3 separate regions of the Mus musculus genome follow, and all the other regions are linked to region 3. Evidence: chromatin contacts called from ENCODE Hi-C or POLR2A ChIA-PET data. All regions are on one chromosome and are shown on one strand. Each heading gives the region's core, a stretch centred on a gene start or an enhancer-like site at or near the end of the contact. The rest is flanking DNA. Distances are from core to core; before and after follow the strand shown.

Evidence for each region. A loop is a pair of places that touch in the nucleus more often than their neighbours do. ChIA-PET counts read pairs that join two places held with the same protein, here RNA polymerase II (POLR2A).
Region 1: POLR2A ChIA-PET joins it to region 3 with 19 read pairs in embryonic stem cell. The contact joins the promoter of Fos here to the enhancer-like site in region 3. A Hi-C loop is called at or near these places in 9 of 37 maps with a recorded cell type or tissue (CH12.LX, T-helper 17 cell, adrenal gland and 3 more). POLR2A ChIA-PET finds 5 or more read pairs at or near these places in 4 of 5 experiments (Patski and embryonic stem cell).
Region 2: POLR2A ChIA-PET joins it to region 3 with 14 read pairs in embryonic stem cell. The contact joins two enhancer-like sites. A Hi-C loop is called at or near these places in 7 of 37 maps with a recorded cell type or tissue (T-helper 17 cell, mouse embryonic stem cell, mouse trophoblast stem cell and 1 more). POLR2A ChIA-PET finds 5 or more read pairs at or near these places in 4 of 5 experiments (Patski and embryonic stem cell).

Annotation. Positions count from the first base shown.
Region 1 is chr12:85,472,556-85,475,255 of GRCm38, reverse strand. It overlaps Fos (FBJ osteosarcoma oncogene), which reads right to left and starts at 1,366. Exons shown (of 4, transcript NM_010234.3): 1 at 1,076-1,366; 2 at 70-321. The coding sequence starts at 1,216.
Region 2 is chr12:85,490,876-85,493,575 of GRCm38, reverse strand. No RefSeq gene overlaps it. Among named protein-coding and RNA genes, the nearest start is that of Fos, 18 kb to the right of the region's middle. Within about 2 kb of position 1,320, at least 1 of the 3 ENCODE cell types and tissues checked has a DNase peak (open chromatin) inside an H3K27ac peak, as active enhancers do.
Region 3 is chr12:85,396,081-85,398,793 of GRCm38, reverse strand. No RefSeq gene overlaps it. Among named protein-coding and RNA genes, the nearest start is that of Gm29709, 11 kb to the left of the region's middle. Within about 2 kb of position 1,258, at least 1 of the 3 ENCODE cell types and tissues checked has a DNase peak (open chromatin) inside an H3K27ac peak, as active enhancers do.

The DNA.
Region 1 (2,700 bases), core at 117-2,616, 76 kb before region 3:
GTGGTCTGTGCGTCAGTCTCCGCCCCCCCCCCCCCCCCCAGCCCACAAAGGTCCAGAATCGCTGCTCACCTGCTCTACTTTGCCCCTTCTGCCGATGCTCTGCGCTCTGCCTCCTGACACGGTCTTCACCATTCCCGCTCTGGCGTAAGCCCCAGCAGACTGGGTGGGGAGTCCGTAAGGATGGGGCGCTCTGGTCTGCGATGGGGCCACGGAGGAGACCAGAGTGGGCTGCACCAGCCACTGCAGGTCTGGGCTGGTGGAGATGGCTGTCACCGTGGGGATAAAGTTGGCACTAGAGACGGACAGATCTGCGCAAAAGTCCTGAAACAAAACAAAAAGAGGAAAGCGGAGGTGAGCGAGGAGGTTCCAGACACAGGTGGAGCAAGTGGCCCTAGTGTCGCATGAAGCAGGGAGAGAGAAGCATTCCGGTCAGAGACTGCTTATGTCTTCCTGTATGCACCTCATCGGAGATAAAAGCTCTCCCAATATCCTCCCTTGAATTCCGCAGCGCAGCCTTTCTCCTCCATCCTACTGCTGCGTTCCCGTTATCCCTTCGGCATCACTCGCTCGAAAGGGGGTTTGTTATAAATATCCCTGACGTCTGCGCTGACGCAGGCGCTGCTCCGGAGTCTCCAGAATGAACTCGCTTTTTATCAATGAAACTGCCTTACACACCCGCCCGCAGCACCCTCCTCCCTCCTCCCTCCTCCCTGCTCCAGGCTGCCCCGGGAGGGGGGATTGCCGCGGTTTGCCGCCTCCCAAACTCTAGTTAGCGACTCTTTGCTCGAGACTTGTTGGCCCCGGCTGATCTCAGAAACAAGTCGGCCGAGAGAAGAATGCAGGCAGGCCACTCAGAATAAACCTGCCGCGCGGGAAGGGGTCACTAAGTCTTACTATGACAAGTGTGCACGCGCTCAGACAAGTCCTGGGTTCCCAGGCTAAGGCTGCTCTGACCGCGCCAGTCTCCCTCCAGAGCGAAAAAGGAAGACCCCCCCGCCCCTGCGAGTCACACCCCAGTGTCTCCTCCACGGCGACCCTCAGCGCGGACCTGGCGGCTACACAAAGCCAAACTCACCTGTGTGTTGACAGGAGAGCCCATGCTGGAGAAGGAGTCGGCTGGGGAATGGTAGTAGGAAAGGCTGTCCCCGGCCGGGGAGGCGCTACTGCAGCGGGAGGATGACGCCTCGTAGTCGGCGTTGAAACCCGAGAACATCATGGTCGAAGTTTGGGGAAAGCCCGGCAAGGGGTCCAGGGGTAGACACTGGTGGGAGCTGCAGAGCAGAGCTGGGTGGGAGCGCGGTCACTGCTCGTTCGCGGAACCGCCGGCTCTATCCAGTCTTCTCAGTTGCTCGCTGCAGTCGCGGTTGGAGTAGTAGGCGCCTCAGCTGGCGCCTTTATAGAAGCGCTGTGAATGGATGGACTTCCTACGTCACTGGGCGGAACTGGAAGGGGGGGGAAGCGCGCCCCAAGGCCCTCTGCGGGCGCTCTGTCGTCAACTCTACGCCCCAGGCTTTCAACCCCCGTCTTGGCATACATCTTTCACCTATGAGTGTTCACATTTGGGATCTTAGGGGGTCTCCTAGACCTTCCGCGTGTAGGATTTCGGAGATGGTCCCCCCCCCAGAACAACAGGGACCGGCCGTGGAAACCTGCTGACGCAGATGTCCTAATATGGACATCCTGTGTAAAGGAGGGAGGGATTGACGGGAACAGCTCGCCGGCTGCAGCCAACTCTGAGGGTGCAGCGCAGGGGGGGAACCGGGGCCGCGGCCGGGGGAGGGGAGGCGGGAAAGGCAGAGAAGGCGAGCGAACATTCGCACCTGATTCAATGTGGACCCGGTTCCCAGGGTCAAGGGATGAGACCCGGGTCATTGTCCAGCAATCTGGAACTTTTTTTTTTTTTTTGAGTCTCTGGTATTAGGAGAAGCAAGTACGCAGCCTTAAAGGCTCGAAGCCTCTGTTCCTAAAGGAAAGCTTGCCCACATCAGCCCCCCATCCCAAATCAGTGCAGAGAAGAAAAAGGGGGGGTCAGCTTCTCAGCCCCTCTCTCCAGCTCCTTGCCTGGAGAAACTTTAGGACTGAGGTTGGAAGCAGCAAGTGAAGGATTGTAAATAAGTGTACAATAACCTGATTTAACTACAGTACTGGGTTCATTCATAAATTCGTGTTTTAAAGGACGGCAGCACCTACTCCCCGACCCTTAGCCACTTAGAGCTATCAAGGCGACAGTCCCCGTTGACACTGACGGATAAACATTGTGCAAAACCACCCTACAAGTATGCCTGAAGGGGTCGTATGTTTAGTTTTGAGCTGAGACCAGAGGGCGAGTCGGGGCAGGGGGGGAGCTCAGAATTACAAAGTGAGGTGAGCTCGGGGGGGGGGGGGGAGGAGAAAGCAAGTCGGTGCTGGGGAGATGGGGGTCTGAATACGTGCAGCCTGGAAACTGCGCTTACAAGGAACCCGCCTGCAGCGGGTGATTTTCCAGATCGGACTTGGGAAGGGGGGTGGGGGCGCAGAGGGGACGGGAAGAAAGGTTCCCAGCTGTGCCGAGATTTTGGCGTCTGGGACCTGAGAACAGCTTTGAGTCTTGGAAGATGGAACTTTGAAGAGGTCAGGTGCTTCAGTGTAGAACAAACACACCCCTACTTGCCCTCGGCCTCCTGTCCTTCCGCAGAGGACAAGCCGGGTTAGACTGACTGG
Region 2 (2,700 bases), core at 71-2,570, 95 kb before region 3:
CTGAATCCAAGGGCAGCCTGCTCTACAGAGTGAGTTCCATGATAGCCTAGGCTACACAGAGAAACCTTGTCTCAAAACCCAGGGAAAGGAGGGGGCGGGGAGAGAGAGAGAGAGAGAGAGAGAGAGAGAGAGAGAGAGAGAGAGAGAGCCAAAACCCATAAATCCAGTTCAAAAATTAGGGGGTGGAGAGAAGCAAAGAAGGCTAGGGGTGTAATTCAACAATTACACTTGCCGAGCTTGTGCAAGACTCTGAGTTTTAATGTTCAGCCCCACAAAAGCAAAACAAAAGAAAGGAAAAACACCCCCAAAACACTAATAAACAATGAAAAAAAGTGCAAAGAACTGAATGGAGAAGTCTCCAATGAAAGCTCATGAAAAAGAGCTCAAGGTCACCACTAGGCACCAAGGCCACCTTAACCCATCAAAATGTTCTTGACAAGTTTACTGAGGCCCTAAAGAGGGGACCCTGCAGCAGCTCTGGAAAGCTGTGTGGCCATTCCTCAGAAAAACATAAAAACAATATGTGATGCAGAAATTCTACTTTTTACTTTTTTGTTTTGTTTTTCGAGACAGGGTTTCTCTGTGTAGCCCTGGCTGGCTGTCCTGGAATTTACTTTGTAGACCAGGCTGGCCTGGAACTCAGAAATCCGCCTGCCTCTGCCTCCCGAGTGCTGGGATTAAAGGCATGCACCACCACTGCCCAGCTTAGAGATTCTACTTCTGAACATATACTCAAACGATCTGAGGCAGATCACCTGGCAACGTATCTATCTGCACCCGGGTTAAATATCAACAACATTCACAAAGGGGGAAAAAAAAAAAAGAAGCAACCCGGAGTGTCCATCAACAATAGAAATAAGATGGTGAATACTATTTGTGTGGCTTACCATGACTTTTTAATTGGGGGGGGGGGGGTGTGAAGGGGACAACTACAGAAACGAGGAAGTCATAACGCATTCCTGACTTGAAAATTTTCCAACCTTAAAAGGGAGTACGCAGCGCAAAACAGCAGAGCCTGCTGGAAAAAAAAGGCTCCGTAGCTGAGGGTAGCGTCCAGCCCCAGGATCCTTCTGTTCCAGCAATTCCTCTCCTGAAGTCAGAGGTCCTCAACAGGGTGAGTGAGTTCCTCACAGTGAATGTGCTTGCTCCTCAGCCTTTAGCAAAAGAGCCCCCACACACACACACACTCCCACCCTCCCCCCAACCCCCAGCCCACAAGAATTTTGTCCTTGTCATATCCCAAAATTACCAGAAGGGGGCGCAGCGACTCAATATTAAGGTGGAAATCACAGCACCGCAGCGTAAGCAGCGGGAGAAAGACCTGGAACTGGTTAAGTAGAGCCCACAGCTCCCTGCTCCAATCAGCTCCTTAGTCAGTCAGTCATCCGTCAAGTTAGAATCGAAGCGTTTCCGCAGAAGGGTAGGGGGCATTTTACAGGTCTCAAATGAACTGGTTTGTTCTCCTTCCTTAAACGCCCACTGGGAGCCTGCAACACACCAACAGTGAACAAAAACAGATCCCACCCTCAGCCCCAAAACACACACACACACACACACACACACACACACCATGCTTAGCACCTGAAGACGATGTTAAACAACACTTCAGTGCGCCTCGGTTTTGCCTGTGTCCCATCTTGGGGTCAGATGCAGAATTCTGCATTGAGGCCTCGATGTTTTGGTGGTTTGGGGGGGGGGGGGTGATGGGTTTTTGTTTCTTTTGTTTTTTCTTACCTAACTCAGGCTAGTTTCAAACTTATCTTGTAGTTTGAAGGAGCCTTGAACTTGTGATCCTCTTCCTGCCTCCACCTCTCCAGTTCTGGGATTTCAGACATGTGTCTGTGCCAACAGACCTGCTTGTGTACAGAGTTCGGTTCAAGCCCCCCATCACTAGAAGAAAAAGCCAAGCTAAAGCCAAAAAGAAAGAAAGAAAGAAAAAAAGAAAGAAAGAAAGAAAGAAAGAAAGAAAGAAAGAAAGAAAGAAAGAAAGAGGGAGGGAGGGAGGGAGGGAGGGAGGGACAGAGGGAGAGAGAGAGAGAGAGAGAGAGAGAGAGAGAGAGAGAGAGAGAGAGAGAGAGAGAGAGAAAGGCAGGCAGACACATCACTCTGGGCTGAGGTGGTACACACCATTAATCCCAGCACTCAGGAGGCAGAGGCAGGGAGATATCTGAGTTCCAGACCAGCCTGGTCTACAGACTGAGCTCTAGGACAGCCAAGGCTACAACAGAGAAACCCAATTTCAAAAAACAAAACAAAACACTCAAGTAGTCATTGGAAAGTTAGAGTGAAAACTGTTGACAAAGAATTACAATCATTTTTAACTTTCTGTATATATTCACTATCTGAATTTTCAAAGGGTGTGGTTTTTTTTTTTTTTTTTTTTTTTTGGAAAGAAAGGGCAAGGCAAATTATGCTGTCCTCTATCTTAAAAAAAAAAATCTGCTCTGCTTGATAACATTTTAAAATATCTTCTAAGCATTGCGTGCTCACCAGAAACAACCAAAAAACCAGCCATGAAGAACAGACCAGTGAAGAGAAGAAAAAGACCAGCATTTCCCCTCCAGTGCACAACCAGTATCTGCACCCTCACGGCCTTGAAAGCTGGCTGTGTTGGTTTGTTCGTTTTGATTTTGTGGGGCTTGCTTGCTTGCTTGTCTCCTTCCCACAAAGCTGCTTTGGGGCTTGCTGAAGCCATCCAGC
Region 3 (2,713 bases), core at 9-2,508:
GGAGGATTCCGGAGAGCACAAGGGTTATCACTAGTGTGACTAGCTTCTTCCCACTGAGCCATCTCCCTGGCCCCTCACCTTCCTGTTAACCTCTAGGTTTGCTTGGGTTACCGGTCTCAAGGTGTGATGCTCATCTCTATATTGGCAGGAGAGCATTTTAGGCTAGGGAGTGCCGGGTGCCAACAAATGTGCATTTACTTATGTGTACTGGAAGGTAGCCTATCAGATCTGATTTCATGGATTGGTGACTTCATGAATATCTTGTTTATAGAGAGGTTTGAAGTGATTGCTATGGCAAAGCACAGTCATTAATTTAATGAAAATATGAAATAAATAACAGATGGCACACGAATTTGGCAAAAAATCATGAGGATGGTGGTATTCAAATGACTGAAAATTAGAAATCCTTTCCTAGTTATGGATTCTAAGCTCCCTTGCTATAAACATGGGAAGGAACAAGTTGAGATCAAATGACCTGCCTATACCTAACACCAGACTTCCATGCCTAGAGAGCACCATCCTTTTGAACTCCTGCTATTCCTGAGAAGTCAACAGTGCTGTGACATCCTAGAAAGAACACTCAGAACCTATGGCTTGTCACGAGTCGAGACTCAGAGACATTCATCAGCGGGACCAAGGGGCGGTGGAGGAGGAGAAATTGCAAAATGAGCCTGGCTCCTAGAACAGTATGTCTTCAGCACATAGCTATCAGTTCAGAAATACCAGACATAGGTGTGTTTGCTATGGAGGCTTAGCTACAGTAAGAGGAAGGGTGTGACCTGGGATTGTTGTCCTCAAAGGAAAAACTGACAAGCCATCACCCTGGAGCTCCAAGTTAAGAGCCATAAGCCCCAGACACACTAACAAAATAAATCAAGTGCTTAGAGCCACTAAAGCTCTCTGTCCTTGTCCTTGTCCTAAAGACCTCAGAAGAGATCCTGCAGATTAGTGACTCTAATACAATGAGCACAGATTGCAAGTACTCCAAAGCTATGTCATGATAATACTTAATTGCAACAGCAAGAGATAAGATGGAAAAAAAAAAAAACTGGACTAAAGGACATTTAGGGAAAAAAAAATGTCTAATAGGCCAGTGACTCCCAAGACCGATGTCCAGCTAGCTACAGAACAATCTCCACTACGCCGCCTGTCTCAGGAGGACAACAGGCAAGTACATTAAAATTGATAACACCAGGTCAGGCTTGATAGCGTGAGTCCGGAGTCTCTCCTGCTCAGGAGGCGGAGACAGCCGGATTGCTTAAGCCCCAGAACTGTGGGGCAACACCATGAGGTTTGTTCTCAGAACAACAGAACATTTCTAACATAACTAGCATAACATTTTCAGGCAACACCCAGAAATTGTTCTAATGGCTGAAGACAAGTTTCTGGGGTTCACCTTTTTAACAGCTGTTCAAATGTCCAGTCAAGTTTGCAAACTACGCGTGGAGCCCTTGAGCCTTGTTCGGAAGTTGCTTCCACCACACACAGCCTTGTTCGTTTCTCAGCGGCTGTCAGCTCTGACGGCTTTCCAACTTCTCTCCCGTCCTTTCGCTAGCTCGTGTTTTTGAGTCAGAATCTCACATGTCTGTTGCTCAGGCTGCCCTGGAACTCCCTATAACTGTAGGGTCCAAACGGGACTCAAACTTCTGGCAATCCTCCTGCCTCGATCTCCTGAGTGCTGGGATTACAGGTGCTCTCACTGCCTCCTCCAGCTTTATTTTCTCTCTGAACACTGCAGCCAAATCAATCCCTCTAAAGGACAGTAAAGTGAAAAAATGGATCAGAGAGCTGGCTCAGCAGGAAAGGTGCCTGCCGATGTTCAGCCCCCAGGACCCACATGATGGAAGGGAACGCCTTTAATCCCTGCACTGGGCAAGCAGAGGCAAGCAGATCTCTGAGGCCAGCCTGGGCTACAGATTGAGCTCCAGGACAGCCAGGGATACAGAGAAACCCTGTCTTGAAACAAACAATGACAAAGAAATATCCATTTCTTTGTTTCTAACTGTTTTGAAACATAGTTATTAGTACCTAAATTTCTTTCAGCATCTGACCTTTTAGAAAGCATTCTTCTGGGGAGCTAGAGGGATGGATTTAAAAAGCTGTCTGTCTTTTCCTAATTTGCAGAATCCTAGAGGCCAGTCCATCCCAGATCCTATGAGAGAGGCACACGGCCCAACATGAGCACATGGACTTTCTCTTGGGAATATGTATTTTAGGAAGGATTTAGAAATGGAGATGGCTATTAAAGGTGGCTCTCTACAATGTAGACTCTCCAGGTTGTCCTTACATGGTATTTAATGGCTCTGTGTTAAGCCTTAATTTAAGCCTGTGTATACCAGTGTCCTTTAGCAGACTAGGAAAAGGCTTGCGTTTTATAGGTAAAGATCTCTAACCCATCTCTGTAAGGGTCCACACTTTGTGGCTTGATGTAAGTGAAGGTTTAAGATAGAGGCCAGAACTGATGAGTCTATTGCCTGATTGTCTTTAGAGAGATCTCAGATCTTGTGTAGCCAAGGCTGACCTCGAACTCTTGGTTCTCTTGTCTCCACCTTCCTAGTGCTGGGACTGTAAGTGTATACCAGCCAGGCAACTGCGCCTCCTGAAAGTTAAGGGCTCTCAATAGTACAGTTCCCCTACTGAAGCCAGACTCCTCTGGGCTATGCAATTTGGTTTAGAAAAGGTTCCTAAGTGTCTTCAGGAGATCTTGACGTTT